Linked DNA regions of Homo sapiens: region 1 is linked to region 2. A link is an interaction called in ENCODE POLR2A ChIA-PET data of the cell type or tissue named here. Cell type or tissue: Caco-2. All regions are shown on one strand.

What was found. Peaks named below come from ENCODE experiments on the same cell type or tissue, not always from the same donor. Only the 100,000 strongest peaks of a DNase experiment are listed, where the experiment ranks them.
Region 1: POLR2A ChIA-PET joins it to region 2 with 8 read pairs; 4 of 35 experiments call an interaction of 5 or more read pairs at or near these places.

The regions. Positions count from the first base shown.
Region 1 is chr11:71,177,920-71,181,919 of GRCh38, forward strand. The region is part of intron 2 of SHANK2 (SH3 and multiple ankyrin repeat domains 2); the gene reads right to left. Among named protein-coding and RNA genes, the nearest start is that of SHANK2, 73 kb to the right of the region's middle. In Caco-2, no CTCF peak of the experiment used is centred here; a DNase peak (open chromatin) is centred at 2,132.
Region 2 is chr11:71,232,976-71,236,975 of GRCh38, forward strand. All of the region lies in intron 1 of SHANK2 (SH3 and multiple ankyrin repeat domains 2), which reads right to left. Among named protein-coding and RNA genes, the nearest start is that of SHANK2, 18 kb to the right of the region's middle. In Caco-2, no CTCF peak of the experiment used is centred here; no DNase peak of the experiment used is centred here.

The sequences.
Region 1 (4,000 bases), 55 kb before region 2:
TGGAAAATGACACATTTGGTGAGTATGTAGAGAAACTGGAACCCTCATGCACTGCTAGTAGAAATGTAAATGGCGTGGCCACTATGGAAAATAGGATAGCACTTTTCCAGAAGTTTAAATAGAGAGTAACATCTGATCCAGCAATTCCACTCCTAGTTATAAATCCAAAAGAAGAGAGCGTAGGGACTTAAACAGAGCTTTGTACATGAATGTTCACAGCAACAGTATTCACAAGCACCAAAATGTGGAAACAACCCTTTCACCTGTCCATCAACTGATGAATGAATAAATAGAATGTGGTCTATTCATACAGTGGAATAAAACTCAGTCTTAAAAAGGAAGGAAATTCTGACTCATGCTACAACATGCACAAGCTTTGAAAACATTATGCTAAATAAGCCAGACACAGTAGGAGACATCTTATATGATTCTACTTATATGAGGTACCTAGAATAGCCAAATTCGTAAAGCCAGAAAGTAGACTGGTGGTTACCAGAGGCCAGAAAGAGACGGGAGAGGAACTATTGTTTAATGGGCACAGAGATTTTGTGAAAAATGACAAAAGAAAGTTTTGGGTATAGACAGAGTGGTGGTTACACAATGTTGTGAATGTATTTAATACCACTGAGTCGTACACTCCTGAATGGTTAAGATGATAGATATTATGCTATGCACATTTTACAACAATTTAAAAAGTCTTTAAAAAGAACTATGCTTTAAAAATAAAGACAAATACAAATAAAAAGTAACTGGATACAAAAAAGCATACTTAGTATTAATTTGGCCAGGCGCGGTGACTCACACCTGTAATCCCAGCACTTTGGGAGGCTGAGGCAGGTGGATCACTTGAGCCCAGGAGTTCAAGACCAGCCTGGCCAACACGGTGAAACACTGTCTCTACTAAAAATACAAAAATTATTGGGAGTGGTGGTGCACGCCTGTAATCCCAGCTACTCAGCAGGCTGAGGCATGAGAGTCACTTGAATCTGGGAGGCAGGGGTTGCAGTGAGCTGAGGTTGCACCACTGCACTCCAGCCTGGGTGACAGAATGAGACTTCGTCTGAAGTGAATGAATGAATGAATAAAATAAATAAAAGAATAAGTTAATATTAATCAAAAGAAAATTGGAGGATTATATTTTTTTCCAGAAAGCTGGATAAAAGGAAACATCTCAATGCCTTCTGTGAGGCCAATATTACCCCGATACGAAAAAGAAAACACAGACCAACATTCTTCATGAACACAGATGCAAAAAGTCAAAATAAAACAACAAATCAAATCCAACAATATGTAAAAAGGATATTTCATAACCAAGTGTGATTTTGATCAGGAACTGATCAAATTTAACATTTGGTTCAACATTTGAAATTAACTGTTGATTTAACATTTGAAAATCAAAGCATACTAACAAACCATATTAACAAACAAAAGCTAAAAACCCTATGAGTAGCTCAATAGTTGCAGAAAAAGCATTTCATAAAATCTAACACAGATTCAGGATAAAATCCCTCAGCAAAGCAGAACTGGAAGGGAGTCTTCTCAGCCTGAGAAAAGGCATCTCTGAAAAACCCACAGTGTCCACCGTATTTACATGGGAAGACTGAGAACTTCCTCCCTAAGATCCTTGATCTTACAAGGCTGAGGCGTCCACTTTCACACTTCTCCTCAGCAAGACAAGAAAAATACATAAAATGCATCCAGAGTGAGATGGAAGAAATAAAACCATCCTTGTTTGCAGAAGACATGATTGTCCCCATAGAAAATCCATTGGAATCCTTGAAAAAACTACTAGAACAAGTGATTTTTAGCAAGACTGAAGAAGGCAACAGGAATATACAGCAATCAATTATATTTCTATATAATTGCAATGAATGATTGGAAGTTGAAATGTCAAAACAACTCTATTTACAAACGCCAACAGAAAATAAGACATGCTTAGGAGAAAATCTTGGCGAAAGATGTGAAAGATTTACACACTGAAAACAACAAAACACTGCTGCAAGAAACTACAGATGACTCGATAACCGAGGTGCCACCTTGCAATGTGAGTCTCAAAGTCCACCTTCATGCAAACCTCTGCTGGCCAATTAAGGTTACAGGACTTCCAGGCACAGGACATCCCGGGAGCTGACAACCAGTGTTCACGCTGTAACCTGCCTGCCACTTGGGAATGACAAGCATCTTGCTGAATTTCCCGGGGACAAATGTCATTATCTTCACTTTGCACTTGCAGAAAAACATGACTCAGAAGCAAATAGCTCTGGGCATCCTTATTCCAGGTGTACTCACAATTACATCTAACTCCAGATGTGCCGACCAACACCTTGTTATTTATCAGAACAAACCACGGGGCACAGAATATGTGCTTTTCTTTGAATGGAGTCTACCTGCTGGCATTCTTTATCAAGAGGTACAGGATAGAAGGAAAGAGAACAGAGGAAGTGGTTTCCAAAGAAAAATGTGGAGGAGGTGACAAGCTTTGTTAATTTATGGTCTGGGCAGTTAAAACAGCTTTTCCTACCAGGGTAGGAGCAGAGGGAAAGCAAGAAAACACGAAGTTCCTTACCCTGTGCCCATCTAACAGCGCTTTGTACAAGAAGTCGACAGTGAAAGTCTAGGTTGCAAAGAAAAAAAGAAAAAAAACCCCACACACAAAGTTCAGTTTCTAATGAAAATACATACAGGCTTCTAGAAAACATCTACAGATGGCATTTTTTTGGCGGGGGCGGCGGGAATGGCATGTTTGAACAAACCTGTCAATCCACGTAAGCCACACTACACTAGGCCACACACCAATGTGGATCAAATGAATTTCAGCTCAGGAACTTACACTTTTAGGAAGTGCTGAAGCTACAACCCAAGAAGGACGGAATTTTTACCAGCCACCACTCTTACATATACCACTGGAGAGGAAGCAAAAATTCAGGGGCAAGGTCAGACCATCGGACAGTCCCTCCCCTCCACCAACGCCCACGAGGCACAGCCCCGTCCGGCTGTCTAGTGTATTTCTGGCCATAAAGCAACCTTCCACTTCCATGTGGCAAATCAGCCTTACCTCTGCTTGAAATCACACACAAAAAACAGCAGCGAAGGGATTTCATTTTTAATGCATATAAACACAAGGACAAACAGGAAAGGAGAAGCTGGGAAAGAAACCAGAGATGGCGGAAGATCCTTGAGTGCAACTGCTGACGAGGGGAGGTCTGGAGAAGCCGACCAGCTTGCAGCACAGAAGTGCAAGAAGGCCCAGGAACGGAATTGCAGGTTCCTCCCGCTGAGCTGAAGGCAGGAAGCCTGGTTCAAAGTTTGTTAATAAGGTAGCACTTGGATCCCCTCAACACAGCCAGCTCCTCTTTCTCCACTACATCACTCTCATGTGCAAAGAAGCCACTGGGTAACAAGTGGCACATGGCCTTTAAGAATGGCAATGACAGCTGGGCACGGTGACATGTGCCTGCAGACCCAGCTGCTTGGGAGGGAGGGCTAGACAGGAGGATCGCCGGAGCCCAGGAGTTCAGGGCCAATTTGGGCAACATAATGAGGCTCTAAAAGCAAACAAACAAACAAAAAAGGCAATGGTCATATGACAATTCAGGATCTCAGAAGAATGAAGCCAAGGTCAGAATCTCATCTTGACAACCCCAGTGTCAAAGAAAACCAATCGGAGTGGCCACCAGCAAGAGGAAAGGGCAGGTGCTGAAAAGAAGCAGCAGAAGCCTCCAAGCAAGGCGCCCGCTCATGGTGAAGCACTGCAATACCCTACATCCAAGGCAACCGTGACACCGCATGCATAACGGAACCAGGACAACAAAGAGCCGCAGGTGTGGGGACGTGCCCAGGAATCCTCAATCCTGGACGCCGTCAGAGCCACCTGTGGAGCAATAAGATGTTCAGGTTCCCAGCCCCCCCTCCCCCGCCAACCCAGATCTACTGAATCCGAATCTCCAGGGGAACAAGTGGGAAGAAGAATTTGTATTTTAGCAAGAAACCTACGATTCCA
Region 2 (4,000 bases):
CTCCTAGGCATACAACTAAAAATAATAAAACATACATCCACACAAAAACATGTAGGCCAGCCACAGTGACTCACACCTGTAATCCCAGCACTTTGGGGGGCCGAGGTGGGAGGGTGGCTTGAGCCCATAAGTGTGAGGCCAGCCTGCAGGTACAGGAGACCCCATCTCTACCAAAAAAAAAAAGTGTATATGAATGTTCACGGCAGCATACCTCATAACAGCCCAAAAGTGGAGGTAACCCCAACATCCCTAAGCTGAGGAATGCATAAACATCTTGTGGTCCAGCCTTAAAATGGAACGTGATTCAGCCATCAAAAAGAATAAAGGCCTGACCCAGGCTACAACACGGATGAACCTCGGTAACACGATGCTAAGTGAAAGAAGCCAGTCACAAAGGATCCCATTTTGCACGATTCCATTTACGTAAGATGCTCAGAATGGGCAAACTCACCAAGACGGGAGACAGATTAGTCGTTGCCAGGGGCTGGGAAGAGGAGGGAAGATCAGAGTGGGGAGCAATGCTGATGGTTTTGGCGTCTTTATTGGGGGAATAAACATGTTCCTAAATCGACTCCGATGGTTGCACAATCTCCCTAATTTACTAAAAAACACGGCACTGCAGGTTTTCAAAGGGTGAATCACAATGTTATGTAAATTATATCTCAACAAATTCTCTAAGAAATCCGCAACTGGGTTCTAGGAAATTTTAACGGCATCTGTTAAAGGGGGATGCTCCTTCCCCCAGTAGCGAATAACTGAATTACTGAACTATTTAAAATGTTGGCCTGCAGGCCAGACACAGTGGGTCATGCCTGTAATCCCAGCACTTTGGGAGGCTGAGGCGGGAGGATCACTTGAGGTCAGCAGTTAGAGACCAGCCTGACCAACATGCAAAACACCATCTCTACTAAAAGTACAAAAATTAACTGGGCGTGGTGGTGCACGTCTGTAATCCCAGCTTCTCGGGAGGCTGAGGCAGGAAAATTGCTTGAACCCGGGAGGCAGAGGCTGCAGTGAACCAAGATCATGCCACTGTACTCCAGCCTGAGCAACAGAGCAAGACTCGTCTCAAAGATAAATAAATAAATAGAGCCGGGAGTGGTGGCTCATGCCTGTAATCCCAGCACTTTCAGAGGCCGAGGTAGGCGGATCATGAGGTCAGGGATTTGAGACCAGCCTGGCCAACATAGTGAAACTCCCTCTCTACTAAAAAAAAAAAAAAAAAAAAAAAAAAATATCAGCTGGGTGTGGTGGTGCGTGCCTGTAATCCCAGCTACTCAGAAGGCTGAGGCAGGAGAATTGCTTGAACCTGGGAGGCGGAGGCTGCAGTGAGCCAAGACCATGCCATTGCACTCCAGCCTGGGCAACAGAGCAAGACTCATCTCAAAAATAAATAAATAAATAAATAAATAAATAAATAAATAAATAACAACAAAATGTTAGCCTGCAGATGCACCTCTATTTTTGGAGGTGCTCATCACTCTTACAGAGGTGGAAACCATCATTGTGAGGAGTTCTGAAACAGCTCTGGGACCCACAGGAAATGCCCCCCGCCCCAGACTGGTCCTCCACGTGCTGGACTCCGAGTCGGGGGGCCTGTCTGTAGGCAGCCAGACCCAGCCTGCCCGAGCCTCGGTCCCCTTTTCTGGAAGGTGCCACAAAGCAGGGGCCTGGTCTCTGGAGCAGCCCACCTTGCCTGACCCCAGCCCCTTCCATGCCTTCCCCACTGCCCGCATTCGAGCTAAGTCTGCGTCCTCTTCTGTCAAGGAGGGATGAGTGACCACACTCATTCCAGAGTCCCGGGCACTGGAGGAGCATGGCCGGGTGGTCCTGCTGCCCCACAGGCACCCCATGAACGGAGGGAGGAAATGTCACACCCTCCCCCTCTAATATTCGAAACATGTATACAAATGTTCACAACAGCACATTTTACAACAGCCAAAACCCAGAAAGAACAAAACACCCACCCACACACAATGGAGACACGAAACATGAGCTACCGTACAACGGAGTATCTCCAGCCATAAAAAGGAAGGAGGCACTGATCCACGCTACAACACGAATCATCCTCTGTGGGATAAGAAATACACTGGGCTTTGTCCCCAGTTCCCAGCACAGAGATCCTAATACCCTTAGAATTTCCTGAGTAGCAGAAGTGAGTCCCTTTTGACCCCACTGGAGCTTATGCTAATGAGGTGACTTAGGGTGGGGGGCCCCAGTCTCAGACTGGGACTGGTCACCAGGAACACAGGTGTCTAAGAAGGTGGGAACTTCTGGCCCCACTAGCTGAGCTCCGGAAGGTACCGGAGATTAAGCTCTATAAAAACTCTTGCACAGGACGGGCACGGTGGCTCACACCTGTAATCCCAGCACTTTGGGAGGCCGAGGCAGGTGGATCACCTGAGGTCAGGAATTTGAGACCAGCCTGGCCAACATGGTGAAACCCTGTCTCTACTAAAAATACAAAAATTAGCCAGGCATGGTGACATGCACCTGTAATCCCAGCTACTCGGGAGGCTGAGGCAGGAAAATCACTTGAACCCAGGAGGCAGAGGTTGCAGTGAGCCAAGACCATCCAATGCACTCCAGCCTGGGCAACAAGAGTGAAACTCTCTCTCGGGGAAAAAAAAAAAAACGTTAACTTTATGTTACCTGTATTTTACCTCCATAAAGGAACTAAAAAGAACCTCTCATTCTCGACGGCTCACAAGGGTTCAGGATCCACTTCATGGAGCAAGGGGAAAACACTGAAGGCAAAAGGCCACCATGTACAGGCATGCAGCAGGGACAGAAGAGCCTCCGATCTTCAGTTTTTGTCAGAAGCCACCTCCTGAGGTCTATGTGACACAGCCTGTGGGGAGTGGCTGCCGTGACGATGGGCACACACTCTCTCACATGTGTGTGTACACCATCTCCCATCCTGCCGGCTGCCTTTGCTGAAGTCTGTGCCAGAAGCAATGTGACTTTATCAGATGCACCCATTCTCCTGCTGAGAAAACTGAGGCCAGACCAGCAGGTGCTGGCGGCAGAGCCAGGACCAGGAGGAAGCCAGGCTGGCCATTCCGTTCTTCCTGCTCAGCCTCCTCCGCCCCCTCCATGGACACTGTTTGTTTCAAAGGCAGGACCGGACTGAGGGTGATGTTGCTCGGGACCCGTCTCACCATCCATAGAACACTCCTCATTCTCCACATCCCCAGCTCAATGGCCAGAGAAGGCAACGGGGCAGACTGAAATTAGCTTATCAACACACACCATGCAAAATTATTCAGGAACAAAATTTAAAAATGCATTATGCCTCCTGGTTGAACCACAAAATGCTGTGACCAGTAAAAGCATCAAAACCCAACATGAGGGCGGGCGTGGTGGCTCATGCCTGTAATCCCAGCACTTTGGGAGGCTGAGAAGGCTGGCAGATCACTTAAAGTCAGGAGTTCTAGACCAGCCTGGCCAACATGGTGAAACCCCATCTCTACCAAAAATATAAAAATTAGCCATGTGTGGTGGCATGCACCTATAGTCCCTGCTGCTCCAGAGACTGAGGCAGGAGAATTGCCTGAACCTGGGAGGTGGAGGTTGCAGTGAGCCGAGATCACGCTCAGCTTGAGCCTGGTTCCAGTAGGCAACTTACAGAACCATGACCTAAATAAATCAGGGTCAGCAAGAGACCGCCTATGGGCCAATTCTAGCCCAGGCCTGTTTTTATAAGTAAAGTTTTACTGGAATACAGCTGTGTCCATTCCCTCATGTATTGCCTTTGACTGCTTTTTTGGAGACAAACTGTACAGCACATAAGCACAACATTTTTACTCCAGCCTGGTTGATAGAGCGAGACTCTTGTCTCAAAACAAACTTACTTTAGCTTGGGTGACACAGTGAGACTCCATCTCAAAACAAACAAATAAACAAAACCCAATGTGGCACCTATGAGGTCTTTCTGTGCCCAGAGGGCAACACTGCAGGCAGCGGCCGGGAGGGACTTGGCGCAGGTGGGACTGCGCTG